Regions from separate parts of the Mus musculus genome. Here regions 1, 2 and 3 are each linked to region 4. Evidence: chromatin loops called from intact Hi-C (ENCODE). Cell type or tissue: left cerebral cortex. All regions are shown on one strand.

What was found. Peaks named below come from ENCODE experiments on the same cell type or tissue, not always from the same donor. Only the 100,000 strongest peaks of a DNase experiment are listed, where the experiment ranks them.
Region 1: it touches region 4 in a loop (2.4-fold over the local background); 2 of 42 quality-filtered maps call a loop at or near these places.
Region 2: a loop joins it to region 4, with 3 times the contacts of the local background. A loop is called at or near these places in 2 of 42 quality-filtered maps.
Region 3: it touches region 4 in a loop (3-fold over the local background); 2 of 42 quality-filtered maps call a loop at or near these places.

The regions. Positions count from the first base shown.
Region 1 is chr10:64,080,274-64,088,273 of GRCm38, reverse strand. All of the region lies in intron 7 of Ctnna3 (catenin (cadherin associated protein), alpha 3), which reads right to left. Lrrtm3 (leucine rich repeat transmembrane neuronal 3) reads left to right here. Exons shown (of 3, transcript NM_178678.4): 2 at 1-426. Among named protein-coding and RNA genes, the nearest start is that of Lrrtm3, 6.0 kb to the left of the region's middle. In left cerebral cortex, a CTCF peak has its summit at 3,695 (motif pointing left); DNase peaks (open chromatin) are centred at 2,851, 3,189, 3,666, 4,237 and 6 more places; H3K4me3 peaks cover 5,005 bases; H3K27ac peaks cover 4,030 bases.
Region 2 is chr10:64,304,074-64,312,073 of GRCm38, reverse strand. The region is part of intron 9 of Ctnna3 (catenin (cadherin associated protein), alpha 3); the gene reads right to left. Among named protein-coding and RNA genes, the nearest start is that of Lrrtm3, 220 kb to the right of the region's middle. In left cerebral cortex, no CTCF peak of the experiment used is centred here; DNase peaks (open chromatin) are centred at 18, 226, 3,038 and 6,089; H3K27ac peaks cover 239 bases.
Region 3 is chr10:64,338,716-64,346,715 of GRCm38, reverse strand. The region is part of intron 9 of Ctnna3 (catenin (cadherin associated protein), alpha 3); the gene reads right to left. Among named protein-coding and RNA genes, the nearest start is that of Lrrtm3, 250 kb to the right of the region's middle. In left cerebral cortex, no CTCF peak of the experiment used is centred here; a DNase peak (open chromatin) is centred at 3,645; H3K27ac peaks cover 897 bases.
Region 4 is chr10:64,211,427-64,219,426 of GRCm38, reverse strand. The region is part of intron 7 of Ctnna3 (catenin (cadherin associated protein), alpha 3); the gene reads right to left. Among named protein-coding and RNA genes, the nearest start is that of Lrrtm3, 130 kb to the right of the region's middle. In left cerebral cortex, no CTCF peak of the experiment used is centred here; DNase peaks (open chromatin) are centred at 3,128 and 3,609; H3K27ac peaks cover 1,247 bases.

The DNA.
Region 1 (8,000 bases), 130 kb after region 4:
CTGGCCAGGGCCCTCCCCAAGCCCACATTTAAGCCCAAGCTCCCCAGGCCGAAGCACGAGAGCAAGCCTCCTCTGCCCCCCACGGTGGGAGCTACCGAGCCCAGCCCAGAGACAGATGTGGACACGGAGCACATCTCCTTCCATAAGATCATCGCGGGCAGCGTGGCCCTTTTCCTGTCGGTGCTGGTCATCCTCCTGGTGATGTACGTGTCCTGGAAGCGGTACCCCGCGAGCATGAAGCAGCTGCAGCAGCGCTCCCTCATGCGAAGGCACCGGAAGAAGAAACGGCAATCGCTCAAGCAGATGACTCCAGGCACCCAGGAATTTTATGTAGATTATAAACCCACCAACACGGAGACCAGCGAGATGCTGCTGAACGGAACGGGACCCTGCACCTATAGCAAATCAGGCTCCAGGGAATGTGAGGTATGAACCATTGCGATTAAAAAATAATAATAATAAAGGAAGGAAGGAAGAAAAAAAAGAAAAACACAGCGCGCTCTTAACGGCTGGGAAATAAGGGGGTGCTTTATTGAACTCCGCTGTCTGTCAAGGGAACACGGTGCCCTCCCCTCCCCCTCCCTCTCACTATGCTGGCAAGGGCCTTCCCTGTCCCTCGGAGTGTGTTCATAATACTGGTCATTTTTCCTCTCATAAATAATCAACCCATTGAAGTTTAAATACCACAATCAATGCGGAGCTAGAACTCCGGTTTAACACCATGCCTAGTGTCTAAGACTCTTTATGGATCTCATTAACATAACATTTGTTTCCAGATTTAAAAAAAAAAAAAAACTTGTTTTCCCCCTCCCCACCCCCCCACCCCCCCACGATGCTCACACTGGCTCTTCTTCTTCATCTGGGAGTCTCAGAGCTCCAGCTTAAGGTGGTGTGCGCTTTAGCAAATCTGGGAGTGGGGGGGTGGAGGGAGTGATCCCAGGACCTTGGAGGGTTGAATGCATTTGAGGAGATGACTGGCTTCAGGCACACAGTAGAGAGTGAGAAACAATGCCTGCCTTATCAAAGAAAATCCGGGAAAACTCTCCACAGAGGGTGGTGGGTTACAGCAGATCCCTGAGCAGTTTCTAGGGCTTCAGAAATCACAACCAGCCAAGCACAGGGACGGACGGGTGTCAAAGGGTTAAGATGCCAAAAGCAGATGGCTGCCAAACACAAGGAGACCCTGAGAGCACAAAGTTTGAGCCTTGCAGTTTCAGCTCAGATCCCCCCCCCCTCCCCCGTGTGGCTGTGGAATAAAACTAAAAGGGGTCACCGTAGGTTTCCCTCTGCCTGTGTGTTCCCTAAACATGTTGATTCATTACACAACCAAGTCAGGAAATAAACACATCCCTCCTCCGAGGAAGCAGCTAGTCCGCTGGAAGGGAGGGAGTTTTCAGAGATGAGGTTTGCTAAGTACTCTCTGCAAGCTGGAACTTTACCAGGATTTATCTCTTTGCCGCTTCTTTCCCAAGACCCCAGTGCAGTTCATAGAATCCTGAGCCCTGTGACGTCCTGTTCAGGGCTTGTGAGACTGTCCTGTGCGTCCTGTGATGTGTTCCACACAAACCAGACCCCTAAGCACTGACACTTCATTCAGCTATCTGAACACACACATGCTTCCCCAACGTTCTCCTTTCAAAGGATGCTCCTGGTAACACCTTGGTACATGGAGCATGGAAAGGGGGGGTGGTGGGGTGGGGGGGAGACTGACTGTGACAGCTTGTCTTTGCTTTGCTGTTGTTGACATCGCTGTGTCTCCGTGTTCATCTGTATTGTAACTCATCCGTCAGTACAATTCTGTACAGAACTGGCCTGGCAGCCTGCACGCTGCATGCATGTTTTTTATGTCGTTGGTGAAAGTCTGTCGACTGCAGCTCGGGTATCACGCCCTCTGTATTTATGGGGTTTCAGAGAAATATATTTATTTTTTGCCACCCCGTTTTGTTTTGTCCTCTCAGATGAGCACTTTCGGTGTGCACGCGGACCGTAATGATTTTGCTTTCTGCATTAAGGACGGTTCAGCTTTCTGACCGTCCAGGCCTCCCATCTTTGACCCCATCCCTAGTCTTTCAGAACAGTCGCTGCAAAAATAATAATAATAAAAGCCATGAAAAAGTGAATGGCTATTTCTTACTAGCATTTTTTTAATGTATGTAGAGGATGGAGGTCTTCCAAAGGCTGAAAGGGAAAGATCTAGACAAGTCAGTGTGAAGTAGAATGATAGCAGGGGATCCAGATTCTTAAAGTCATACTTCTAAGCATAAAGAAGAGCAGCATTTCGAGGGGACTCGCCATTAAGGTGCTTTGATGAGGCCAGGCAGTAGCTCAGGAAAGTATCACAAGTGCAATATGTTTACCCATGACTAACCATCGAGTATACATTTATTAATGCCAAATGGCCACAGAGCCCCAGTGGATCAGTAATGCAGACACATCTTACGGTGTCAGGGGCTGGGTGGCCAAACCCACTGAGATGCTCTTCAGTGAAATTGTAATTTTACTTTTTCTTTTTCTAGACTGTCAGTAAATACATATTCCATCTAAATTTTTTCCTTTGGTCAGCCTCATTATTATCTGTACTATGAAGATGACTGTAATAATTAAATGCACTGTTGAAGTGGAAAAGGCCCCTTTCTCTTCTTTTACTTGATCCTCTGCCTTATGTATCATGGGAACAAATTCCACACATACACATACTTGGAATATATATATGCATATTTTCCAAGTATGCCATTGGAATGTATAAAACCTGTTTGCTCTATTGAAAAGTATTTGTTAGGCTCAGCACCACTTGGTGTGTTAAACTGATGTAAGATTGAATGAATGACCAACATTTTGAAGGCTGCTCATTTTCAATGCCTTAGAGATTTACTGAAGGATAAGACGCCAGACAAATGCCTTAGAATAATAAAACACTTTTTGATTCTGGGCATGAAACTGCAGGGGGGTGGGGGGGATTGGCAACACGTGTTTTTCCTTAGTTAAGGGCTCTTCTCCAGCTGTCAGAATGCCCCGAGAACCAATTTGTGCAACCAATTTGTGCAACCTAAGGCGAGAGTTGTTTCTGCACTATTGTGTCGCCCAGAAAAGCCAGGTGGTAAGTGTCCTCCTGATCAGAAATGACTGTCCTTGTATCTGCCCATGGCACTTGTAGACTGTATGCCATGCTTCTACTTTTTATATATAAGCATTTAAAATGCACTGCGTATTGGAGAAGAATCCTTGGCTATTCCTTTTTAATTGCAAATTTACATGAACTGGTCGGTTTCCCTCAGTTAAGGGAGCTTTCTGACCTGTTGAAATGTTCCGTGGAGACCCATGGCTGCAGGAGTCTCTCTGCCTTTAAATGCTTTCTCAAAACAGAGAGGAAGTGGAGTCCATTCTTTTGGACTGAACGTTTGTGATTTGTGTTTTGTGTTTGTTTCTCCTTTATTTATTAACCCCGGTACACACTGTGCTGAAGCAGGCGTGCTCAGTGCCAGAGAATTTTAAGCAATGTTATGCAGCATATAATCATTTTAAGTGACTTTGTACCTTCCAAGGATGTTGACATGACATCTTTCCAAAGATTATTAACCATTTGTTTGTATGTTTGTTTGTTTTTCTTTTTAAACTTGGTTTGGTGCTTCAACTATATAAGCAGAGACTGGCAATGATGCTTTCTATAGAGTAGCACTGTCCTCTAGTGGCTAGTCCAAGTAACTACAGCTGTTCGCACATTTTTAGCGTCTTGGTTTTTGTCTTTTGTGAACTTATTGGCAGCATAGGTTTCTCTGTGCATCATACTGATTGTTAACTTTGTTATGAGGTATAATTATCATCCACATTATCAAATATATGAATGTATATTCATATTTCTCAGTGGTACCAGAAAGAAAAGCCATTACATTGGTATTGAGAGCTAGAGAAATAAATACCCAAAGACACAGAGCAAGCCCTAACGCAGTAAAAATAGATAAGAAACACTTGAAGTATTTGTACTCAACGATATTAGCCCAAGTCATCTGTAATGTTTTCGTTAAAAGTGCTACTATTTTTTTGTGGTCAGGATTCTGAAATAGAGTGTAACAGGCTCGGGGAACCAGATCCCTGCATTGCTATTGAGGGAATCGGACCAACTCTTGCTTGTCAGTAGTTATGGGAAAGCTATCCATAGGAGGGAGGCCTCCCCTGCAGTGTCAGAACTGTTCTCCAGTTTGTCGACCATGTCAGTGACCTGTGCTTCGCCCCCGGGCTTTCCCCCTCCTTCCTCCTCTGCTGCTAGCTAAACAGTGGTGCTATTAGCCTCTCTGACAAGGGTGGTACAGTCTAAGAGGCGCTGATTCATGGATAATGAAATTACGCTCTCCCTCTGGGGAAGGGGAAGGCAGCATCACATGCGTAGCCTTGGCAAGGGATGTCAGGATGCTGTAGGTGCGCTGAGCATCTCTTCCTTTGTCGTTTACCAATATGAGAACACGAATTGCTTATTTTAAGTGTGGATTTGGACTAGCATCAGATAACAGTGTTAGCCCATCAAGCTGGAGACAGAATGAGTCCTAAACACAGCGAATGAGAGTTGAGCCATGAAATATGAAAAATTCAAAAGTCAAATTGTTTGTTTGTTTTTCCCCAGCCCAGGGTTCTAATTGGGATCTAGATCTGTAGCAAACCAACCCCTGGTACCTTACTATCTTCATACTCTTTTACATGTGTATTAAAAAACAAAACAAAACAAAACAAACAAACAAACAAAAAACCAAAGGGCATTTGGGACAAACCATATGCAGGAAAAATACTATCAGCAAAATTGAATAACAAACCTTGTAAGAGAAACAGAATGCGTGGGTATTAAATACTGTGTGGTAAACGGCTCTTCAAAGCCAATCAAATGCCATCACCCTAGACACACAAGGAGAAGTCGCAATGTCCTCAGCCACAGTAGTCAAATGAACTGGACCTGATTTTTACTCAGCCTCCAAAGTCATTGGTGACTTGGAGTTAGTGGATAGACTGTTGTAAAAATACCACAAAAAGAAACTAAAAGTTAATGGTGTCTCACATGTGGGAAAAATATCACAGCAGTGAGTGACAGCCCTAGAAATAAAGATGCAATTCAATTCTCTCTGACACTTGCTAAGTCAACTCAGGTACATTTCTTGGCTTTCCAAAATTTGAAGACACCCACGCATTAGATTAGTTTGCAATAATGACTGAGTGTGAAAAGCTTTGCTTTTTTATAAAGTGGTCCTTCCACACGTGTGTGTGTGTGTGTGTGTGTGTGTGTGTGTGTGTGTGTGTGTGTGTGTGTTTAAAAATAGCACTTAGTGAGATGCTCTACTGGGCTTGCTTCCGCTCTGTGTTTGGTACAGGTCAAAGAAAAGAATCATTTTGCATCAGGGAGTCTAGAACTTTTGACTCCCACAAAGATTAACATCCTTCATCTTGGGTTTTCTCATATCCATCTTGAGGAAGGAAAAAAAACCCACAAGATTTTATTAGTAATCACATATATGTGGATATGGTATATAGCATATATATGATAAATATAGCAGTACCAACCAGAGAACACTGAAGCAAAAACTTATCAATCTAAATAAAATGTTGATCTGTACCTTATCAGCCAGAGGCTTTCCTTGTTGGTTCGGCTTGCCTTCCTCTCCTGAGCATGACTGACTCTGTTGACTTTGTACTGACAAATAAGCTTCCATGGCAAGATGGCCCTGCTTCCGAGCAGCACTGGAATGGACCATATGTGTTCTGCAAGCTTAGCACCTGTTGCCACCATGTGGCTCACATCAAGGCTTCCATCCCTTACAACCTTGGAATGCACATCGCCAGAACCAGTTTACCTTCACTAGTAACTGTGAACACTGGCAACCAGGGGGCTGTCAAAAAGAGGCATAAAGAACAAGAGATTCCTCTTATTCCTTTTACTTCTTTAATTCCTTTCATCGTTAAAGCAAATAATTAATCAGAGAAAGACCACAACCCCACTTCCCATCTCACCGAGTATATGGTTAACTAATGTGGAAACTGTCTCTTTGCTGTTTGGGTTCCCGGAACACATCGAGAGAGCAGAGAGAAGACCCCAGGGTTTTAAAGAAATTTTTTGTTGGCTTCACTTGCAAGGGTGACAGGGGAAATAAATGTTCCTGAGTGAGCTCTCCAAATCTTGTGAGGAGCGACCCAGGAACATAAAAAAGATAGGGATCTCTAGGTCACAACAGAAGACCGTCATAGTTTACCTATATTAGGACCACTGTCTAAAAGCAGGGAATCTGGAACCAACATGGCCCATCTCAGGAGAGACCAGAGAACCTTCTTCTGTCCTGTCCTTCCCAGCAGGTTCTGAAGTAGGAATTAAACATTTCCTGACAAATCTCTGCATTCTCTTACTATTGTTGGTGGGGGGCGGTCGTCCTTCCTAAAAGATGCTTTATCTTTACCTGCTGCTCATACATAAATTGGAATTCCCTTTGCAAAAGAGACCACTATTCTGACATTACATACACAAAACTTGTTTACAGCGTATACATCATTCCACAGATGGAAGAAAGCACCAATTACCCAATAGAAAGTGTGTTTACATTAAATATTACAGCATAAAGGAAATGAAAGGCCAACTGATCCTTCTATCTTTGCTCTAAAACCTGCTAAATATCTCTATAGTGTTTTCTGATTTTCAGTGGAGAGAGAGAGAGAGAGAGAGAGAGAGAGAGAGAGAGAGAGATGATACAATTGAATTGCCAGTCTTGCAAATACAAAAACTCTTTGCCTACCCAATTAACTAACTCAGGACAAGCAGTAAAGGTATCAACTGTATTCCATCAATTAGAAGCATCAATAGCAGAGTTTTGTTTTCTTGGGGATAAAAATGGGGTTTGTTTTGTTTTTTGGGGGTGTGTGGTATCAGATGTAAAGCAAAGACTACACACATTCAGCAAAGGTAGTTTGTTGAAGATTATCTCCAGTATCCATCTTCCATCAAAAATCATAAGGCTTCATTTAAATGTAAATCCTTACTCAGCATCCTTGTGGCTACAGCTTATTGATGATGTGGAGAGACCCATCGGACAGTGGGTATCGAGCACACAGGAGCTCAATGTTAGCATCCTGTGGAGTTTTGTGGCTTACAGTTTTCCTTGCTGGTATTATTGATCTCTCTCACAATTATCTCTCCTTGAACGCAAGTAATCAGAATGTCAGAAAGAGCATTAAAGGAACCAGGGTAGACCATGTGCTGTTGGACAGATGCAGTAGCCTTGGAGACTGGTAGAAGTGACAGGCTACTCTCTAACGGGCGATAACATAAATGATGCTCTTCAAGGTCGCCATCAACTTAGGGAAGGATTTTGACCGACTTGCACAGAGATGTAAAGGACAGAGCATGACTATTTTGTTTGAGTTTGTCTGCCTTATGGTCCTTGGAAGTCAAAGCAACTTCTGTGCCTTGGGAGTTAACTAGAAGACTTAAAAATGGGTGATATGGCAGGAGATGTGTTATGAAGGGTTTTTGTCTTCCACCAAGCCTGTTATTTGGTATATGATGATGCTAAAAGATCCATACCCTATAGATCCATATCTTACACCCGTTCTGCTTTATAGGACTTCCCTACAGTAACTCCTGACCCATTCAAATGAGGCATCGTAACCCAGGTTACCCTCCTTCCATTCTCTTTGGTTCATGATTTCCAGTGATTTGCTCATGAATTTGCTCATGAATCAGTGATTTGCTAATGAAGTGTTAACCTGCTAGTCATGGGTGCTTCCTAGCCTGGCATCCACTCCACCTCCTTCAGCCATTAAAAGGCTCCATGCACTCACTTCTATGTTGTTTATAGATAGGATTGAGTCGTAAAAATGTAAAATTCTACATATACTTTAATGGGCTCTACTCTGCCTGTTTTTATGGTTTAATACACTTTGATGTGTGGGGTCTTTATTAGTTTACTGTAAAATGCAAAAACATCAAGGTAGCTATAAATTGCAAGGGAAAGGTCATGGTGGATTTAAAAAAA
Region 2 (8,000 bases), 93 kb before region 4:
AAGCTTTCCAAGTAGTTATCATGCTAAGATTGGAAAGTCAGAGTTCTTGAATCATATACATTTTTCCCCCAATAACCAAAGTCATGTTCACTTACCCGCTTCAAACTTCTTCAATGATGTCTTCCCTCTGGGTGTCTCTTCAGGTCAAGGAGAACATCCATGTTCTTTGGAAGAAGACATGCAAGACCCGCTCTGTTCTGATATTTCAGTTTTTCTCTCCACTTCCTCCCTCCCACCTAGTGTTTTAGTCATGAGGATGTTTTGAAATACTGTGAGCACAACCTGTTTCTTATGCCTTTATGTCTTTTCCTAGTAAAACTCTTCCCCCACACAGCCAGTCCACCTGGAGGAGTCCTATTCATCTTCATATAGATCCAGCTCAAATGTCCCCTCTCATGGAATGATTCCTGAGGGCTAATTTCAATAATTTACTTATACCTTATTTCTACTCTTCCAGGTCCACCTACATAATTATCCTGAATTTACATTTTCGTACATTCAAGAAGAAATGAAGACTGCTTACTTGCAGAAGGAGGTAGAAGGGAAGAGAGAAGTGATATGTAGTCTGCCTCCCACCAGCTCACCCCTAGTCCAGGAAGTTAAAAGTGCTGTGTGTCTCTCAGAATAACTGTGGCACACTGAAAGGTCAATACTTCCTCCAAGATGTTGGCTGAGTTGCTTAGCAGTCCTGCATCACAGGTACAAGTGGAGGCCCATATATCCTATTTCAAAATGTTCAAGTATCAAAAAGAAATCAGTAAAATAGGTTGTATCATTCTTATCCCCTAACAGATATGTTTTTTTTTTCAGGCTGAAGAAAGGGGTTTAGAAAAAGATGACTCTTGTAGACAACCTGAGCTCCATCCAGTAGCCATGTTCACAACCACCTGTACTTCCATTTCCTGGAAATCTAATATCCTCTTAGGCTTATATAGGCACTGCCCTTATAAGCACACACATGCACATACAGATACATGAATATACATAATTTATTATGAAAAAAACTTGTGTCTTAATGAGAAAAAAATACAGTATAGTAGTGGTATTTACTAGAAAAATATAAAATATCACACTTAACGTTCAATAGCATGCTTCCATATTTTGCTTTGAGGCAGCTATTAAAGCTATAATTTATAATATATTATATATGTTGGCCATAAAATATATATTGTGTATATTTCTTGGCTTTATCAAATGATTGCTGTGACCAATATTTCTAGTTATTTTCTGACAGTAATAATCCAGAGAATGTAAAATTAAACATAATTTTACTAAAATTGTAGAAATCATAAATCCCTTATGAACATCAGCTATATATGAAAATTCAAAAAACAAATCTGTCCAGAAAGTTTTCTGTCTTAAGTAGTCAACAATACATGCTATGCTCAAAATGACTACATGTTAGTGAATATCAAACTTCACTCTGAGGATTTTTTTAAACTTGCTATTTTCTCATTTAATTGGATTATTCATCTCATAACCCAACTATAGCTAAACTAAATACCTGGCACCTTGAAAAACAATAAATCACTGGGTAACCATAAATGGGCTCATAACACATTCAGTTCACCTTTTCTCTAGTACAATAAATAAATACACAGGCAGAACATACCCTGTTTATTCATTCACAATTCACCCCAATCCATGACCAAATGTTGTGTTAGCCTGTGTGGATTTTCAAATCCACAGTGATGATTTGAAGTATTGATTCCAGAAGGAAGAATCTGCAAAGAATTTATTTCACTCTCTTAAACCCCCAAATGGCATCCCACTCCATCCTTGGACCATCCAGGTCTACCCTGGATGCTAGTGTTGGTGTGAGTTGCCTGCCTTTGCAGCTTTTGATCTGTTGTATGTTACACCCAGAACAGTGGTGAAGAAACATTTATCTAGAGCTTGTATACTGCTAATCTTTGGTGTGGATATTCAAGCACACATATTGTACTGAGCAGGTTTTGGTACTAAGTGGAGGAGAGTCCATCAGGATGTGTTGTAACACAGGGTGCTCTAGTTCATAGACTCATGACAAGAGCCATTCCTTGGATCTGGACCTGGTTGTTGTTTTTGTGTTTATTATCCTCATTCTAGCCAGAACCAGAGAAGTAGAGTTGAGCTCTGAGTTGCTCTTCTAGAGGGGTTACCCAAATGTATCTGCCAGTTGTAACCATTATACATTCTTAGTCTCTCCTCTAACTTTGGTCTAGAAAGGCAGAAAAAAAAAATGTTTTGCCTACCACTGACTGAAGCATCCTCCATCCCCCACATCCACATTGTTCTTGCAAGACTGTTAAATCAAAGCCCACTTCTCACCTTGATGGGGGAAAACAAAATACCTAGATATTCTTGAAGAGATTTTCATTTGATGTCCTCTGTTTTAACATGGACAATAAAGCATTTATGTCTAAAACCAGAACATCATCTCTCGGGTGGAGTTCCATTGTGCAGTTGTCACTCACTTGATTATGTTTGACACAAAGCTTTATCACAGAGGCTTTCACTGTGTACCTCCATTCTTTGTGGACATAGACACAAAGATTTTGTGGAGATGTGGAGGGGAAAGCTACAAACAGGTAGCTGGATCATTAGCCTCCTGTGTCAGCTTGGCTAGGGTGCTCAGTTGCCTGATCACATTCTTAGGAGACACTGTCATGCAAGTATTTCATGGATAGGATTAACCCATTGGCTAGCTGAGCATGGTGGTATACACCTATCATCTCAGAGTTTGGGAATGAGACATGGAAGAATCAGGGGTTCAAAGTCAGCCTTAGCCACATAGCAAGTTTGAGATCAGCCATTTAAAAGATTCTGTCTTAAAAATGACAAAGAATTTGTTAGCTTTGATGAAAGGGGGAACCTTTGTGAATGAGGCTGAGCCTTATCCAGTAAGTTGTGGACCTGAAGAACAAAACAGGAATCACCGAGGAGAAGGATGTCTGCCTCAAAAGTAATATCAAAATCTGACTTGAGCTCCCAGCCTTCCCTGCACGTTTCAGATTCAAGCCCATAATGTCAGCTTTTGCCTAAATTCCTGTCCAACTTGCCTTATAGATTTTTGAGCTTGGCAGACTCATGAGAACAGAAGCCAATCCTTCTCTGACTAATACAGACAGATATTTTTATCATGCCAGCCCAATCCTCAAAGCTAGGTCATTACTAAGAAAATGGAAACATATCTGCAACCTATACCTTCTCTCTTTACCTCTCTACAGCATGCTGTACACATTACCGTTTCAATAATTTGGGACATATATTAAAATAATAGGTGTGAAAGTTGCCCTCCTATTCTAGACTCAGAGTTCCTCCCATGCAGAACTGTGCTACTCATTATTGTATTTCCTGAGGCTAGGAATTGCCAATCACTTATTAAATGATTAATAAATGCCGACTGGATGCTAGCTAGCGTGGCAGAGATAACACATTACCTAGAAAAGCTAGCATACTGGGAGGGAAGGAAAGGGGAAGGGAGAGGAAAGGAGAGGAGGGGAGAAAAAGCACAATGGAAGAACAAAAAGAAAGAAAGAAATGAAGACGCAAGTAAGGAATGGTATCCCCAAGCTAAGGTACTCTGTGAAATGGTACCCAGGCAGCTTCCAGAGCACAAGTAGTGTCAACTTGAATCTTCACAATGGTTTATGGTTTCATAGATGTTTGTTAAGTATGGAGCAAGGAAGTCATTTTCTCTTTCATAATTACCCTCCTGTCACAATCCATTCTTCTAATCTTTTGCACAATGGATATGTTCTGAGAACTCCTTCCCTGGGTGGGGGGGGGGATCTATACCCTCCACATAAGGCTCCAAGCACAAACCAAAGTACAATTCTACCCGTGTGCACCCCGGGGAGTCAATGGGTTATTGGATTTACTTACAGAGCATGGTGAGGGGTTATTGACAGGAGCCTGGGTTGTCACAAAGTAGCCACATTGGAACATCTTCACCTAGCATGAATGATGGCTGAATATATGGAACCCCCTTCCCTCAGCCTTCACCAGCCTATGTACTCAAGAACAGTGTTTCTCAACCTTCCTGGTGCAGTAGCCCTTTAATACAACTAGCCCCAACCATTCAATTATTGTCATTGCTGCTTCATAACTGTAATGTTGCTACCCTTATGAACTATAATGTAAATATCTGTGTTTCCTGGTGGCCTTAGGTGACCCATGTGAAAAGGACATTCAACACCCTAAAAGGGGCCATGACCCATAGGTTGAGAAACACTGCTCTAGAGCCTCTCTCCAAGTCCAGAAAGCTATGTGTAATTAGGACATGACTGCCTGAAAATGAGGCTGGGAAGAAAGCTGGAATCTCAAGTAAGAGTCTAATAACTTTCCCCAAACCCCTTCTTCTAGGAGGAAATGTAAGTAGCCAACAAGCCCAGTCCCACAAGCACACACAACTGCTCTAATGAAGACGGAGGCTGTTTTGTTTGGAAGTAGGCTATCTCTCAAGAAAAGGAAGCCATGGGTAGTTCTCCTGTGGTCACTCTCCTGGCACCATCTTTCCAATAGCACTACCATTTGGGCTCCTCTGTCTGAAATGTGAATCTTTTTCATTTATGTGTAAAGTTTGGACATGCTTTTCCAATGTTAACTACTCAGCTTCTTGTGACTCTAATGAAATACCTGAGATTAATATGTGACATACTAATATGTGAGAAATGAGGTAATCAAACTTGTAAGGAGATAGGTTTCTTTACCTCTCTGTGACAAAAGTGCTATTCAAAGACTGAGAGGGTTTCATTAATTTCAGATCCAAAATAAGGGTGGATCTTACACAAGCTCGGAAATATGGTGGCACTTGACAGGAAGAAGGAAGGATGACTCTGGGTCCCACAATCCCCTTCAGAAGCACATATCCTATGACACACCCCATGACATAATGTTTCCATATCTGCATTCACTACTTTCTTTGTGATCTTCCTTCTTTGGGTTCTAAGATCCTTGAGGATACCATAAGTGTGTTTTGAGTAGTGCCTGTGTAGCAAGATCCAGACCTAATGATAGACATATGCCATCATCCCATTTGTAATAGTATCTCTGTTCAACAATCCCTATGGTTACTATGACTACAATGAACCTGCCTTTATCATGGTTCTCCATCTAGTAACATTATGACCAGTGCTAAATTAAGCACACTATTTAAATTTTCTGATCCCAAATATAATGCTTTGTTGTATTCTGCATAAACAAAAGATATTCTCAAATTATTTGAACAAATAGATAGACCTTTCTAATAGAAGGAGACTGCTCTAATATATGCATCAATATCTGGCTTGCTATTTGGAATCTTCAGCTCATGGGGCATCCAGTAACCTTGCCCTGAGGGTCATAAACTTGTGAAGAAACCAGAATAAGCAGGGACATGATGACCTGGAGGAAATCTGTACCTCAGCTGCAGTATTCTTACCTGATATTCAGGGAAGGGGTCATTAGGACCAGGTCAGGTGACCATATTTGAATTGTGTTGTTCCTATGCAAACATGCCCAAGAGGTCTCTGTAAATGATAGTGGGGAGGCTTATCTGTGGGTAACAGAGATTATATGATACCAATAGTAACCATTGAGCAATAGCTTATTTTTCTATTCATCTTAGGTGCCTACACAACAACTCATATCATATCTCAGACAAGGATAGCTGCAGACTTTTAGTAAGCCAGGCCATGAAAGCCAGAGATGGAGGGAAAAGAGAGATGCATTTCCTTGCGGCTACACAGGCATGTGCACAAACAGAAATGCAAACACAGGAAGAACACTTTCCTACCAAGCAATCTAGTTAATAAAATATTCATGTTGCTCTAGTTGGAGATGCTTCATCACACTGGAAAAAAAATACTAATGCCGGGAAGTTTCCTCTTTTTACCCTACCCTTAGTTGAAAAATAAAGGAGCATCCAGGCCTTTCACCAGGAGGATTTTGAAGCTCTGATGATAAATAAGGAACTGTGTTAAAGTAGGAGGGGAAAGGCAGAAGTCACTATTCCTCCTCCTCCTCCTCCCCTTCCTTCCTCCTGCCAATCATTGGCATAGTTGGTTGGCTCCCACATCTCCATTATTAACAGTTAGAGAACAATACAGAACTTCAGCTCTAGAAGAATAAGGAGGAGTCATCTCCCTTCCACAGATGACAGCACTGTCATTTGCAGGCTGAGCTGCTCTGGGCAGCTCTTTGTCAGGCTTCCCCTTCCAAAGCAAGCTGGGGAAGATATCCCTCCTCTCTCTGAAGCAATTGAGGATGAAGGAGGTAAAGGAGGCAAAGGGGACTCTCTCTGGGGGTTTCTCAGAATCCATTTTCCCATCATGGGGATGTGGACTGATATTTGGGGTAAAGAGTTATTTGTTTCAGCCTCAGACCTCAGAGTGTGAAAGAAGTAAGGAAACTCCTCTCTACCTAATGCAAGACCCACACAAAACTATCTATGTAGTCTGTCATGAAGCTGAGAATATTTTAAAAAGCTATCCAGATACATCAGACAGATAGATACACACAAAGGCTAAATAGCCAAGTTTGTTAGGGGGCCAACAAAACAACTAGAAATTAGATAATCAACATTTTGTGGAAAGAAAGCTGAATTTGAGGAATGCACTTTCAGAAGGTGAGTTGGTATCAAATGACATATGAGACAGTTAATTTTCAAACCACACTAAAGCTCCACAGGGAATAGTGTGAAGAATGTACTCTGTGGTGGGGTTGGTGTAAGGGGTCACACAAGATATGGGAGAAAACTATCGAACTTTATTTAGGCCTGCCATGTTTTATTCAAAAGATTCCTTATGTGTTTCTTTGAAAGTATAAATGTCTTAGTAATATAGTAACATGTAAATATACACATAGTAGTATATCTTCAAGACTGTTTTGCTGATAGGTAGAAACTATACTAAAAGATGGAAACTGCTGTTCTAGAGGACAGTGATTGTTCACTAGATGCTCTACTTGGAAAACTGATCCATCATCAAAAAGGAATTACAGGCTTCCTGAAGTCGAATTCTTGCAAAAAACCTGAAAATCCTAAGGTACTAAGGAAAAAGGAATAAACCAGAGAAAGAGAAGAAAGATTTATCTTGTCAGACCAGTGAGGAATGGATGAGAAGAGAAGACTGGGAGCCACCATTCCTTGCTACTATTGGTGACAAAAGGTGCCTTGGTTAATAACTGCATGACTCCTTGAAGTACCAGTGTGGTTGAACTCTGTGCTAGGTATCTTCTAAACATTACCATTAATTCTTGTCATGACATCTCCAATTTATAGATAGACCAAAAAAATAGTCTTTGAAATAGTAAGTGACATAAAGGAATATTTTTAATACAAAGCAAGGTTCCTGGGGATCTATCAAGATATCTCCTTGGAGCCACATAAGCTACAATGTAGAATGTTATGGAGAAGATCAGCGTGGTCCTTATGCAAGGATGACATAAAAAGTCAGTGAGTATTGATATTATTAAGAAGAAAAACAGCAGGTGTGATGGTGGTGGCTGTGAAGTTGAAGCCAGCCTGGTCTACAGAGCTAGGTTCAGAGTAGGTATGACTACACAAAGAAACTCTGTCTCAAACAAACAAACAAACAAACAAACAAAAACAAACAGGAAGAGGAGGAGGAAACTATAAAGCAAAGAGCTAGTTCATTATGTCCATCTTCATTATTGATTTGTTATAAGGGCAAAACAAGAATTTTTTCCAATACCAATTTAAAACAAAAATACAAGGAGAGAGAGAATATGGATTTTAACAGTAGAAATATTGAACAATAAGAGACCCATTATAATACACCCTTGGTATATCTGTCAACTATTCTCCTAATTAAATTGCTACTGTGTGGTTAATAGTGTACATACAGAATGTGTGCTGACCTCTTAGTAAAGGAGAGAAGCTAGATTTCCCTCAGTTGTATAAGTGGCACCCACGTTAAGAGAACATAACACCCACCTTGGGACTTCATCCCTGTGGTTCCAAAGCCTCTGATGCCTGTGGTGTGTTCTTGAGGGTACTTCTCAAGCATGGCCCTTCG
Region 3 (8,000 bases), 130 kb before region 4:
TGTGTGTGTATGTATATGTATGTGTATAAACATATATATATATCACTATGCCTATATATGCATGTATATATCACACTAATATGTATTTATATAATATATGTATGTGTGTGTGTGTGTGTGTGTGTGTGTGTGTGTGTGTGTGCAAAGGCAGTAAAGGCATATTTGAGACCTTCTTTAAAGTACACTCTTCTATTTATACAGCATTATATCATTTCTATATATATCACAAATATGCGTGTGTGTGTGTGTGTGTGTGTGTGTGTGTGTGTCAGTAGTAAAGTATGAGATTAGCTGTATCCAAACCCTAGTCTCATCCACAGAACTAAAAACAGAAACACAATACTTCAGAGGGAACTATGTCTATCCCTATTGCCATTCTGCCTCAGCATCTCTCATCCGAACCATGTCCAAGTCATGACAACACTAAGAATTGTGAACAGGAACTGAGATTTCTGCCTTCTTAGAAAGCAATATGTGGTTTCCAGAACTAAGGACAGGTACAACAGACTATGTTTAACCCTGTCTCTTATGATTATTTATGTTCTTAGACCAATTGGGTCAAACAGTGGGGGACGACATATGGGGATGTATTAAAATAAGAATGTCGGTTGTCTTCTGTGCAATCTCCCAATCTTTCTTCTATGTTCTCCACTTACCTCACTGAGCATCCTCTGAGGATTTTGCCAGACTTCCCAGTGTTTCCTTGGAGGCACATCACAACAGCTGCATAGCACCAAAGCACAGCTAGAAACACTTGCTAGTAGAAATTGACAAATGGAAAATATATGTAAGGCCCCTACCTTTGGGTTGTGTAGAGAAGAACCCTAATTGGGAATGAGGAGAGAGAACATGAGGAGGCAAAGACATAAAAAGTAATCTGGAAGATCATCTCTGCTTTCTCAGAAGTTTTCAGGATTTGTGCCTTGCCTGACAGTATATAGCTTTAATATTTTAGATTCTTTCTTAAATTGATGGACTATCAGTGCATATAATTTGCTACTCTTGTTTTTGGTGTATGTCTTGTATAAAAACTATTCCTTCTAAAGAGTATATTTCTCTCTTATCAAGAGTATTCATGTGGCTGAAGAGCTAGCTCAGAGGTTAAGACCAGCTATTACTCTTGCAGAAAGCTTGGGTTCAATTCCCAGTATCCACAGGACAGTGCACATCCATTTGTAACTATTTGCCCATACATGAAACACAGCTTATTTACTAACATAGACTGGCATGCCCTTCCCTACCTTTTTACTGATCAATGACCATGGCTATCTTCAGCAACTTTCTGAATGAAAATTAAAAGATGATTCTTGGACATTTTCCCTAAATCCAGAAACTGATTCTTCCAATAATTTGAGTAAATCAATAAGCTTTGTTTGTTTTGAGACAGTTTCTCTGTGTAGCCCTGGCTATCCTGGAGCTCACTCTGTAGACCAAGCTGGTCTCAAACTCAGAAACCTGCCTGCCTCTGCCTCCCAAGTGCTGGGATTAAAGCTGTGCAGCACCACTGCCCAGCTCAAAAAGCTATTAAATGCCCTAACTATATAACAGAAGAAGAGCTAGTAATAAAAAGTAAGCAAGGCACTGTCTCTGTTCTCTCCAAATATTAGATACCACAGCACACAATTCAGCAAGTGTTGACCAGGTGCCTAAGCTAAAGTACAGGAAGGGGACCAGACAAATGTATTTGCAGACTGCATTTCACAGTGTACAATGAAGAACTCTATCTCTACATGCATGAGTATGTGTTTTTGCTAGATACCTGCAAGCACCATGAAGTACAGAGTTAGGATGCCAGAGTTTTTTTAAGAGGTTGGGAAGAGAGTGTTATGCAAAAAGATCAAAGAAGACATCACTAAGACCAGCTGAGAGAACTTGAAGATATTCCAGGTGATGCTGGGTCAATATTTGGGGAAAGAGAGACTTAGATCAGAAGAAAGCCATCTGCAATGTTTCTGAGATAGAAAAGAAACAGTACTATATGACGTCAGAGCGGTAGAGAGAAAGTGGCAAATTGTGGGCCAGCATAGGGACTTTTGTTTTGTCTGTTGGTAAGGTAGGAATACATCAGAATCCTTTGAGTGACCTACTGAGCCATGGTTTTATGTGTGGTGACTGTGACACACAATGTTATATGTTACTGGAAATAGAGTCTTGGACACCTAGGACTTAACCTGACCTGTTGCGAAAGGGAAAGAGTGGGCACATTCCTAGAGAACTTCTCATGTGGACTGAGTCAAAGACAAGAAAATTCTTGGCAACAAAGAAAAGCAGCTAGGTAGTTGACAGGATAGGAGATTGCTGAGAGGGGACTAACGAGGGAGAGAGCACAGTGTGGAAAGAGGTTCATTCTCACCCATCGTCTTTATAAGCAGTTCTCTTGGGGATGGGTCCTGTGTAGCCTTATATGCTACCTACATGACATGCAGCAGATATCTATCTGGTCAATGTGTGGACATCATGTAGCATCCCTCAAGCAACAGTTGGCACATGGCTGGAAGAAAGGACTTGAAGGTACATTACAAAAGGATGTACCAGATGTTAGGTCTTCTGCATGTCATGGAGCATTTTCAGGAAGAACTATCCCTTTCTCTATTATTTCAGAGGAAAAAAGAAATATGCAGCTGCTTCCCAAACAAGAGGCTTTCAGAAAAAAATGCACATGACGGTGACTGCTTCTGCAATAGGTGCTTTAGGTAATGGCCTCAACTCATGTCACTCTAACTTCTGAAACTCTGCATTCTGATAATGTCATGGGAGAGGCCTGGGCATCCAAACTGAAAACTAATTATTGCTGTATAAACAGGAGAGTGTAGTCTAGAAATGATCTCCAACATGCCTTTACCAATGCTTACCAAAGAAGACTATGAGAATGCTTGGACTGCAAATGAATTTACATAGCAAATCATACTAAAGGGGAGAAACCAACATCAATAAGACAGAACAAATATTATCGGTGCCTTGACTTAAGGAAAATGGTTGATTTCCCCTCCTCAGTCAGCTCAGGCTCTTATAGTGCCAGAAGTTTTAGCATTTCACTGCTAAAAGACTTAATAGGGGTGCAAAACACTGAACCTTTCACTCTGGCAGGCAACCCTACATTTTAAATAATACCAAATGTTTGCCAATAGTCAGAGGAGGCACCCCAGGGGTTTCTTAAAAGATTTCCTCTTCTCCTACTCCCCTCAGACTGATTTTAACCTAAAATTGATTTTTTTTTTCTTTTCTTGTCTACAAGGTCTTTTTCTGGTTTGTTTTGATTTCTCCTGAAAAAGCCTTTTCAGGGCTCTTGGATTTTAATGGAATTTATTGTTGGGTGTTTGATCACAGGGAAAAATGGCAATTTTCTCCACAGTGCCACAGCAGCGTTCCAGCACAAGGGCCCAGCAACCTACATCCAGCAGTGGGGGGTGCTGGGTCCTTCACAGCTGAGTGACACAGCCTTGTGCAGGCAAGAGTTTTCTCATTGAAGTCTGTTCCGGTTAATTTTTAAAGTGTATATCTGCCTTTTGGGTGGCTGATCCAAATTGCTCCAGAATGACTCATTTCTCATTGTGGTTGGGAAACTCGGTAACTATGTATAGGCTCTAAGGGGTCCTGTTTTCCTTTTCTGTGTAGGAGCTAGTCTGGAACTCACCCAGTGGCCTCCAAGACAATCTCTTGAGTCATTCTATGTGGGAGTTATATAACATATATGTAGAGGAACTAAACACCATAATTAAAATAAAGAAATGTTACTTTTTACAGCTCAGTGGACAGTAAATATGTAGGCTTTTTGGCTGAAAATGGAGCCACAGGGGAATATACTGGGAAAGGTCTGGAAGTCTGGAGCCTGAGCGTGGGAGAGAACCTCACTAGGCAGGCTTAGCAAGCCTGTCCTAAAGTCCCTCATTCCTCAGTGAATTTCACTAAGAATTTCCATGTAATTTTCACTTTCAACATCTCTAAGTGAAAATACTTCCAATAATAAGAGAGGGGGAGTAATTACATAAGCAGCAAAGAGAAAAGCAAGATGAAGGAACGATTAAAACACTTGAGTCATGAAACCCAGACCCAAACCGCTGCATCTGGTTGCTTTCTGCACCTCAGGATTGTCTTCTCAAGTGGAAGCCATTACTTTATCGCATGTGAGTGAGTAGTTGACACGGATGTAGGAGTGTCTCACAAGGCCCCACATGCAGCTGAGGAGTTACTGGAAATGGTACCCACTGGGGGCCGTTTTGTATGGACAATCTACTCTACCCACACTCTGTCTTTGAGTGATCTTATTAAGCATACAACAAACTAAGGTAAAGGAACAAATATCAGGGCACAGATTATAGGTAGATAGATGATGGATGGAAGATAGATAGATAGATAGGATGGATAGGTATGTATATATATAACACTATATATTAAAATAATATATAGTATGTTATGTATATTATGTTATATAAAGATATATTTATATATAAAATATAATATAAATATATGACACACACATAGATAGATAGATAGATAGATAGATAGATAGATAGATAGATAGATAGATAGAAAGGTAGATAGATAGATAGAGTCAGCTAGAGTCCCTGATAGAGTTGTAGGCAGATTGGGGAGTTAGTATTATCAAATCATGTTCATGGAATGTCCAATAGACACAAACAGGGAAAGCTGAAGCAGGCAGCTGGAGCTCATGATCACAGTTTCTGTCCATGGGATGAGCCTCCTAAGGCTGAATTTCTGGCTTCTATTTTTTACTGTAGGTAATTTTTATATGGAGGGCTAAGCAATAGCAACCTCTGATAGAAATCGTTTATTTTTTATATGTTCTTAAGGACACACTCTAATTGCTCTTGGTCTTTCTTTTCTGCTTTCTTTTCTCTTTCAAGGGCATGGGAACAGCTGGTCCCCATCCAAGGGGCCTAGGGGAACACTTTGAAACAAACAGGTTTGGGTCTGACAACGCAGTTTCTCAGTGAGTTCTAATGCAAGACAGTTAACCAATATAATGCACATTACAGGAAAGGAGAAACATTTATCTTTGGTGGTAAAGGTCATGGGTGTTTGCTTGTGCTCCAGTGGTCCAGTGTGAATGGTTCAACATGTGCCAATCAGCAACGATAAGGTTTTTGTTTTTGTTTTTGTTGGTTTTTTTTTTTTTTGGTTGTTTGATATTGTTTAATTTTTAGAAAGGACATGAAGTTTGGGAAGGAACATATTGATCTGTCCAGGGAAAGTTGGAAGCAAGGAGGTATGTGGTAGATATAATCAAAATACATCATATGCATATATGAAATTTTCAAAGAAAAGAATAAATATATTACATAAAGTAAGAAAATGGGATGGTGATTCCACCAGAAGTTCTTATATTGTGGAGAATAGTTTTCACTATCCTGGTTTTTTTTTTTTTTTTGTTATTCCAGATGAATTTGGAAATTGGTCTTTCTAAATCGCCTCAAGTTATACTTCAGAGCAATTGTAATAAAAAACTGCATGGTATTGGTACAGTGACAGACAGGTAGATCAATGGAATAGAATTGAAGACCCAGAAATAAACCCACACACCTATGGTCACTTGATCTTTGATAAAGGAGCTAAACCCATCCAGTGGAACAAAGATGGCATTTTCATCAAATGGTGCTGGTTCAACTGGAGGTTAGCATGTAGAAGAATGTAATTTGATCCATTCTTATCTCCTACAAAGCTCAAGTCCAAGTGGATCAAGGACCTCCACATAAAACCAGATACACTGAAACTAATAGAAAAGAAAGTGGAGAAGAGCCTCAAGCACATGGGCACAAGGGAAATTTTCCTGAACAGAACACCAATAGCTTATGCTCTAAGTTCAAGAATTTCATAGATGGGACCTATAAATTGCAAAGCTTCTTTAAGGCAAAGGACACTGTCAATAGCACAAAATGGCAACCAACAGATTGGGAAAATAACTTTACCAATCCTACATCTGATAGAGGGCTAATAACCAATATATGCAAAGAACTCCAGAGAACCAAATAACCCTATTAAAAATGGGATACAGAGCTAAACAAAGAATTCTCAACTGAGGAATACTGAATGGCTGAGAAGCACCTAAAGAAATATTCAACATCCTTAATCATCAGGGAAATGCAAATCAAAACAACCCTGAGATTCCACCTCATACCAGTCAGAATGGCTAAGATCAAAAACTCTGGTGACAGCAGATGCTGGCCAGGATATGGAGAAAGAGGAACACCCCTCCATTGCTAGTGGGACTGCAAGCTGGTACAAACACTCTGGAAATCAGTTTGGCAGTTTCTCAGAAAATTGGGCATAGTACTACCTGAGGACCCAGCTATACCACTCCTGGGCATACACCCAGAAGATGCTCCAACTTGTCATAAGGACACATGCTCCACATGTAATAATAGCAGCCTTATTTATAATAGCCAGAAGCCGGAAAGAACCCAGTTGTCTCTCAACAGAAGAATGGATACAGAAAAATATGATATATTTACACAATGGAGTACTACTCAGCTATTAAAACAATGAATTTATGAAATTCTTAGGCAAATGGATGGAACTGGAAAATATCATCCCGAGTGATGTAATCCACTCACAAAGGAGCACACACTCACTGCTAAGTGGATATTAATGCAGAAGCTTAGAATACACAAGATGCAACTCAGACCACATGAGGTTCAGGAAGAAGGAAGACCAAAGTGTGGATACTACAGACCTTCTTAGAAAAGAGATCAAAATACCCATAGAAGGAGAAACAGAGACAAAATTTGAAGCAGAGACTGAAAGAAAGGCCATTTAGAGACTGCCCTACCTGGTGATCCATCTTATATACAGTTACCAAACCCAGGTACTATTGTGGATGCCAACAAGTGCTTGCTGACAAGAACCTAATATAGCTGTCTCCTGAGAGGCTTTGCCAGTGCCTGACAAATACAGAAGTGGATGCTCACAGCCAACCATTGGACTGAGCACAGGGTCACCAATGGAGGAGCTAGAGAAAGGACCCAAGGAGCTGAATTGGTTTGCAGCACCATATGAGAAACAACAATATGAACCAACCTGTACCCCAGAGCTCCCAGGGAATAAACCACCAACCAAAGAGTATACATAGAGGGACCCATGGCTCCAGTCACATATGTAGCATAGGATAGCCTTGTTGGACATCAATGAGAGGAGAGGCTCTTGGTCCTATGAAGGCTCAATGCCCCAAGTATAGGGGAATGCCAGGACAGGGAAGCAGGAATGGGTGGGTTCGTGAGCAGGGGTGGGAGGATAAGATATGAGGCCTCCAAGGGGAAACAAGGAAAGGAATAACATTTGAAATGTAAACAAAGAAAATATCTAAAAATAAGAAAATGAATGTGAATCCTTTATAATTGATTTTCAAATAGATATAGAATCTGAGATATAGAGATATTACCTAACTCTCTGAGCTTCTACATAACTATCTATTCACCAAAGTTCTCAGAGCACTCTGCCTCCCTGCAAACTAGACCTGTAAAACTCAAGTAAGTTTGTGCCAGCCACGGGCTTTGTTTTGAAAGATGCAAGACATCTTCAGGTTTTCAAACCCATAAGCACAAAGGAGAAGATTATAGCCAAAGGAAATATCAAACTTTAGTCTCATTCTACAGTCCTAGAAAATAAAGTTGTTATGTATGAAAAGAACCCAGTGGAAATATTAAAATCTTCATCTCAGAGGGCCAAATGTAGATCAGCAGAAATTGCCACTATTAAAATTCTCAAACATTAACTACTGATACTACTGTAAGTAGTTAGGAAACAGTAAATTAAACTTTGTAAGGGTTTCCCTGAGGAAGAAGAAATGCTGCACCATTACTTACAGCTTAAATTGGACGGGGAGCAGTAGACAGGAAGGCATTACACAGAAGCAATGCTTCAGTGGTAGCAACATGAAGCAAATGCACTGCGGATCTTTCTGTATTCATTTGACAGGCACAGAAACACCTGCATTAGTGTAGCTCTGAGCTGTGGAAGGCAGCGCCAGGGGAACCCTTGATCAA
Region 4 (8,000 bases):
AATATTCATCATTTCTATCATTTTGTTTTGTTTTTAATCCCTTGAGTTTGTTTATGCCAGAGCTAGTCAAGTTGAATACTTTAAATGTGTGTGGTTTATCTTATGTAAACTACATGTCTATAAATTTATTTTAAAATCAGAAAGAAGGAAGGAAGAAAGGGAGGGAGGGAGGAAGGGAGGGAGGGAGGGAGGGAGGGAGGGAGGGAGGGAAGGAGGAAGGAAGGAAGGAAGGAAATAAGGAAGGAAGAAAGGAAGGAAGAAAAGAAAGAAGGGAGGAAGAAAGAAAGAAAGAGAGAAAGAAAGAGAGAGAAAGAGAGGGAGGGAGAGAGAGAAGAAGAAGAAAAAAAGAAGACAGACAGAAAAAGAAGGAAGGAAAGGAGGGAGGGAGGGAGAGAGAGAAGAAAAAAGAAGACAGACAGAAAAAGAAGGAAGGAAAGGAGGGAGAGAGGGAGGGAGGGAGAGAGAAGAAAAAAAGAAGACAGAAAAAGAAGGAAGAAAAGAAGGGAGGGAGGGAAAGAGAAAGAGAGAAATGGGGGGAGAGAGGGAGAGAGAGAGAACACATTGGAACTACTTAGAAGAGAGCAATATTTATGGATAAAGAGACCACATACCCAAGGGACTTTTATTTATTTATTTATTTATTATTTATTTTATTAGGTATTTTCTTCATTTACATTTCCAATGCTATCCCAAAAGTGCCCCATACCCTCCCCCCTCTGACTCCCCTACCCACCCACTCCCACTTCTTGGCCCTGTACTGAGGCATAGAAAGTTTGCAAGACCAATGGGCCTCTTATTGAGGGGTGACAATATGCTGCTAGTGAATGGAAGTGCTAGTGTTAAGAGGCAGTTGACATCTAAGTGGCTGTTGGAAAGGCAAGTTTCTGTTTCCTGGGTCCTCCCAACAGGTAATCATGACAAAAGGGACTCTTGACTTCACCCACCCACCAGAAAAGAGGAAAAAAATATCTAGCTATAATTTCCTCAGGCCTTTCTATATATCTGAGCTGCTCTTGTCCAGCCCTGTAGATCATGCTAAGTGTTTGTACTATGTGCAGCCAACAGTCTAGATGTCACCAGATTGTACTGTTTCTACCTCCAAAACAGCTCAGGTGTCGTTCTTCGTGATTGCCCCCATCTAAACTCACTTTCACACGTGCAAGGTCCTCCTACCCCTGGATTGCCACTTTGCTATGGCTTCTCCTGGTCCTCTTACTTTCCATTGACCCTCTTCCTGCAAAACCAAGTCTCTATGAAGTCATCAAGGTAATTAAGTCATATTAGACATTCACTGTGGAACAGAGCCCAGTGTTTTCTTGTTGTGCTTAACACGAAAAACCCGTAGCAAGTCGTATATAGTCTTACATCCTCTACATTACCTATTATACTGCCATGATCATCACCCCAATACCCTAGTCTCCACCATGACTCTTTCTTAATGTCCTTAAAATACACTAAGAACCTTCTCCTAGGACATTTGGTCCATCTGTGGTCTGCATCTGAAAATGTTTCCTCTGAATGATTGCCTTGTCCAGTCCTGTCTATCACAGAAAGCTCAAATGTCCTCATTCCAGGTAAGTCTTCCCAGCCCACAGTACTGACACAGCTTTCCTGCATGGCTGTAATTACCCATGTTATTTTCTTCACAGCACTTAGTGCTGAGATGCAATTTTAGATATGTATTCATTTTAGCCACATACGATATATTTATTGGCTGTCCCCCAGTGGAATGTGAATTATATAAGATACATGTTTGCTCAAGACAAGGAGTCACTTTCTAATACTGGGTTAGCAAAGCCAAGTGTGCCACCGTCTGCCTGTAATCCCGGCACTCAGAAGACTGAGACAGGAGGATTGCAGGTGTGAGGCTAACCTGGGAAACATGGCCAGAATTCGTCTCAAGAGAACAGCAGCCATTCAAACAAATATAACAAGTACAGGGTACCTTGAATAGATGAAGAAAGACTTCCTAAGCACTCCTGATATTGGCTATATTGGCCGAATTTTTTTTGCAGTATAAGATTACGTAACTATTTATAGCCAAATATTTAAAATAAATTATTTTCTCATGACTTACTTGAAACTATGGGGGAAATCAGTATAAATATCAACAGTGGGCATTTAATAGATTTAATTTATTTTGATTACATATTATATTTATGTATGTGTTAAATGTTTTAATTTTAAAATAACATGTCTGTGTGTGATTATGTCTAGGTGAATTCAGGTGCTTGCTGAGGCCAGAAAAGGGGATCAGATAACCTGGAGCTAGAGTTGCAGTTTGTAAGCTGTCTAACAAGGATGCTATAAGATAAACTCGGGTTCTCTGTAAGAGCAGTCCATGTTCTTAATTGATGGATCCTCTCCCTAGCCCTGTGAACTGTGTTTTTAATACATGCATGCAAAATAATAGAAAACACTCCTTTTGAAAACAAATTATCTTGTACAAGATGGACGTGGTGCTAGAGACACTTGTTTTGGAAGACAGGTGATATTTGATTGCCTGCACCACTGTGAAATTTTTTGTTGTTTACACTTCCAAAAACACTGTGATCTTAGAAGTGTTTCTGGCATCAGTTAGAAACTCTCGGTCTCCTACATGAAGTTTATAATAAGCGCATTGCGTGGTGTGAATGTGCACAATGGCACAGGTGTGGGCTCTTCCAAAGCATGGACTTAGGTTAACATTGCATTAAAACTGATGTATTCATTTACCAAGGAATGACAGCATCAGAATGCTATGTCTTCCCATCTGGGAACATGATATTCATGCCCAGTTATTTATTTTATTTCATACAAACTTAAGGTATACATTTATGCCCATTTATTGAAACACTCTAGGTAAGAAGGATAGATAGATAGATAGATAGATAGATAGATCGTGCGACCAGGTTTATCCTGCTACCAGGTTCATCTTTTAACATATGTTTCCTATGACTTGGCTCTTCACAAAGTACTTTTGTTCTTCTAAATTTCTTAGACTTACAATCAAATAACCCACAAGTAATGACTATGATTCTCTTCTTTCTTTTGATCTTTTTCTTTGCTTATTACATTTGCTTAGGTGACTCACTCAAAGTGCTAAATAATGCAGAAAGATGGCAAAGACAGTTCCCATGCTGTGTGTATTCTACTAAAATGCCCAGTATATCTTCAGGTTACATGTTTTGGGTTTGCTGCTAGGCCCCAGGAAGTTCATTTATTCTTATTTAATTTACATCTTACTCAGAAGAACTTCTGACTTTTGCCAAATCCTTTCCATGCATGTTTCTATAATTATGATTATTTTTGCTTCATAATTCTCTTTTAACAGAATAATAGATGTATTTCTAATCATGAAATTCTCCTTTGTCAATGGCATAGATTCTATTTTAAACAGGAGTTTAAATTACAGCTCTCCAACACTTGGGTGTACAAATACAGAATGGAGGTGTTCTGTCTCTGTGGTCTCTCTCTGCCAAACCGTTCCGTCCCCCACATCCCTAAAGCCACTCCTCCCCTGCATCCTCTACCTCCCTGGAAAATAACACCTTCCATCCAGCTAGCATGCTGAAGGCATCTGAGATCACTGCTTTCTCTAACTCCCACACCCAATCTGGCCCTGCATTCCCTTTGATAATGTTTCTGAAACATCTCTCACCCCTAGATTCCCCATCCATTGACTTGTTGCAGGCTTTCAGTCTCGCCTCCCCTCTTGTTAGAAGTTTCTAGCTGAATTTATGGACTCTTGCTCATTCACACACCAAAAATACCTCCAACCAGAACCTGGAGCATGACAGTTTGTTGCTTAAATTACTCCAATTCTTCCTCTAAATAAAGATTTATGTAACCAATGAATGCCTTTGGGAACAGCAAGGATGTTAGCATCCACTGCATGGTGATTATTTCAAATCTCTATTATTGTTGTCTGAGCTACTCGATCCTGAAACAATTGGCTTCCTGCTTATGTGGCGCTTCCTCACAAGCTCCTTTAGAATTTTGTGTCCGTCCTGATTGTCACTCTCGTAAAAAATGAGTACTCTCCGACTAGACTATTAATCTCATCAGATTCCTTTCCCGTTTCATTTCATCTCAGAATCCTCAGCATTTGGCAGAGGACACGGCTCAGGATGAAGATTCAGTTTCCTTGGGATGTGCACCTCCACTGGAACTTGGATGAACAGGAGCAGAAACAACAGTGGAGTGCTTATTTTCAAGTGGCTGGTGCAGGACCACAGAAAGCAATGCCACGACATTCAATGCGGGCGCTGCTTCGTGTTGCTGTACAACACAATCTGGACATAAATGGCCTGCAGAAGGCAGTCAGTACTGTGAGACACCCCACTGCAAAGATGCCTGAGTACTTTCCTCAGGGTACTTCAGATTTGGGGGCGGGGTCATGCAAAATAGTCACAAAGGCAGGACTGTCTAAATAGCAAAGAAGAAACCAGAACAGTTGCCCCCTTCATCTTTTGACTGGCTAAGAGAGAAAAGAAGTAAGAGTCTGTCCCAGGCTGCCTTTCTGTCACTGTAATAAACACCACAAACAAAGGGAGCTGAGGCAAGAAAGGACTTATTTCAGCTCACAGGTTGCAATCCTTCACAGAAATAAGTAAAGGCGGGAGCTTGAAGCAGAGACCATGGGGAGACACTGCTTACTGGCATACCTGCTGGATCACAGTCAGGTATCTTTCTTATGCAGCCTACTCCATCTACTTAGAGATGATACCTAGTGGAATCAGACCATTCTACATCAACTAGCAATCTAGCAAAGGCCCCACTGATATACCCAGAGGTCAAACAGATATGTCATAGAAGCCTTATTAATGACCTGAGACAAAGGTGGAAAAAGAGAGAACCAAATCAGGAAATCGGCTTCTGAACTCCATGTTCATGCTGTAGCACATATATGCACATGAGCACGCACACACACACACACACACACACATACATACAAGTACATTTTTTTAAAAAAGAAGAATCATTATCCTGGGTGGTGTGGAATATGTGTAGCATCTCAGGATTCATATCCACTAGCTGTCTTACCTCATAGGAATAATCAACTGCCCTCTACTTATCTATAGCATTTTCTGCCAAGATTCACTGGAATTTACAGGGCGTGTTGGGAAATGTGTATAAGTTTCATCTTAATTCTCTCTAGCACTAAGCAAAATGGCAAATGTCCTTCGAGTGCCATGTGAGCAAAGCCTCTGAGGAGCTTGGGTGTCATCGCTGAGTGTTCTCAGAGGCTACACCAGTTCCACTTAGGTTACAGCCTCTTGAGCTGAATTCGGAGCATGGACTATCTCTGTCTCGCTGAGTCGATTGGGTTTGATGTCTCAGTACCAAGCTGGTTTCCCCTTTCTCAGTGTTGTCACACTGACCATCCATCCATCACATGCTGAAAACTGAGCATTTCCTTCTTGGTGAAACAAATCGAATCAATTAAGCTCAATGGAGCAAATCTCCAAAGACGATAAGGCAAATGAACCCAGAGTATTTGTGTATCTAAACTTGTGCTGAACACAGTGAATTTAGTGCACAGGTTATTTGTAAATATTTCCTATAACAAGATCTAAATCTTGAGGGCTGCAGAGTGATGATAGTGAACTCATTTTGTAGATACAGAATATAAGTGTATATCATATTATAGTAATAAGGTTAAGTTGTAATTCATTGAATGAGGTAGAGCAAGAGACAACATGCTATAATGTCTGGAATCCATAAACTAGAACTAGACAGTCACACTTACAACCCTAGCATAGTAACGCCTTAACTTAGACCCCCATTTCCTAATGTGCACATTCAGTCTCTACTTCGTGTGATGAGGAGCACATAAATGAATACATTTAAAGTAATGACTACTCTGGATCACTGAATGCTCTGAAAACTGTCAGCCATTTATGAAAGAGCTGCAGAAATCCAGCTTTGCCACCAGTCTTCTTGTTCATCCTTTTCTTTCTCTCAGAAAGAGGAAAAAGATTTGTTTCCTTATTGCTAAATAATCAATTAAAAGAGCCACCGCAGTTCCAGCAGTATGGCCCACTCGGGAAAGGGGCTTGTCACCAGTGCTGACAGCTGATTGGAATACCAGAGAACCACACGGTGGAAAGAGAGTTAACTGATTCCCCAAAATCATTCTCCATAAATGCACAGCAGCATGTCTGCACATAAACACAAACACAAATGCACATTAAATAAATACAGAAAGATCATTTACCAGAAATCGCAATGGAATGAATGCAAATTCCTGCCAGAAACTCACTGACCTGTGAGAGTGAGGGTTTCAATCCTGGGTGCACACTTTCTCTTGAACATTAAGTAACGTTTCTGATTTTTGTCACTGTTCTGATGAAACCACAGCAACACTTATTTTGGACATATTTTTTTAATTAATAGGTTCTGAGGATGCATTATGATAATTGTTCATTGCTTAGTCTTTATAGATATCTGCTGAAGGAACATAAATGTGAAGACAATTCTGTATGCTTAATGAGCACAAAAGAAAGCCCATGGCGTTTGCAAGTGCAGCATGCTCAGAGATCTCCAGTATTTGATTTTCTCATCTTCCAAGACCCTTGCTCATGTAACACCTACGTTTAAATTCTTAATCGAAGACAGATTTCTCTGTGGCAGTCACTCTCCAGTTGCTGCATTTTTATCCTGTCAGCGGTGTCTTTGGTATCTTGTCTAATGAAACACACAAGAGGCTTTTCTTTCTCCTATTCATTATCACTAAAAGCATTCTGGTATCTTATTTGGCGATAACAGGTGTCTACTCAGTTTGTGAAACAATTGAAAATCTCTGATGTAAGACATGCTTGTCAGGCGCCTGGATTCCACCAGAGTTAGCAAACTTTAACTCTCAAATACCACTTCAATACATCAGTACCATGAACTGTTTCAGACAGGACACAACAATAACTTCATGGAGAAGAAAATTCACATGCAATTAGTCCGTTAATTTAGTAAATTGTTCTAGAGCCCAAAGATCTTTCAGCATAAATGAATTACATTTTAATACAGTCAAGGCACTGTAAAGGACATGGAGATTTTTTAAAATTAAGACAATGTGACTCCAACCCCTAGAAAGCTCATACTCCTTGACTGGAGAAAAGTAAAAGATTCAAAAATAAAGTAACATCTGATAGATTATAAGTGTGGCTAGAGTGAGTGTTAGGCTGGTAGAGTGCTTGCTAGCATACATTAAGCCCTAGGTTCAAGCCACAGCGTTGCATAAATTATGTGTGTTGGTACAGACCTGTAATTTCAGGATCCGAAATTGCAGGCCATCTTTGGCTTCTTTTAGAGTTCCAGCCTGAGCTACATGAAACTCTGTCAAAGGAATTCTAAGTCGGGAAGGCAGACAATCAAATATGCCTTAAAGAATAGCTCTTGTTGGGAAAGAAGAAAGAATGCAGAATTGGGGAGAGGAAGAGAAAGAGCTAGAATGCAAGAGAGAAGGGAGGAAGAGAGAGAGAAAGGGAAGTACACAAGAAGTCCAGAATGACAAGGCATTGAGGCAAATGCTTTCCCCTGGAAGGAAGGCATGCTGGGTTAAGCCAATGACAGCTGAAACTCATGTAGGCATGTCAGGTAGCAGAAACCCTAGAAAATAATACTCAACAAGATGGATGATAAACCAGGGAAGAAGAATCATCACAGATGCCTTGTAAGATGACCAAGCCAAGAAACTTGGTGAATGGTGGAGTCTTTGCTGCAACTGAATATATGGAACATTGGCTCTCAAAAGTTATCTCAAACAAGTATAGATATTCTGTAATCTGTAGATAGACAGATAGATAGATAGATAGATAGATAGATAGATAGATACATACATACATACATACATACATACATAGACAGACGATAGATGATAGATAGATAGATAGATAGATAGATAGATAGATAGATAGATAATAACTAGGAAGAACAGAGGTTGCCAGTGTAGGCAATATTATATCTATCAAAATATTTAGAGGGGAAAGGGAGAGAAAGAAAATCCATTTTTAAAGGAAATT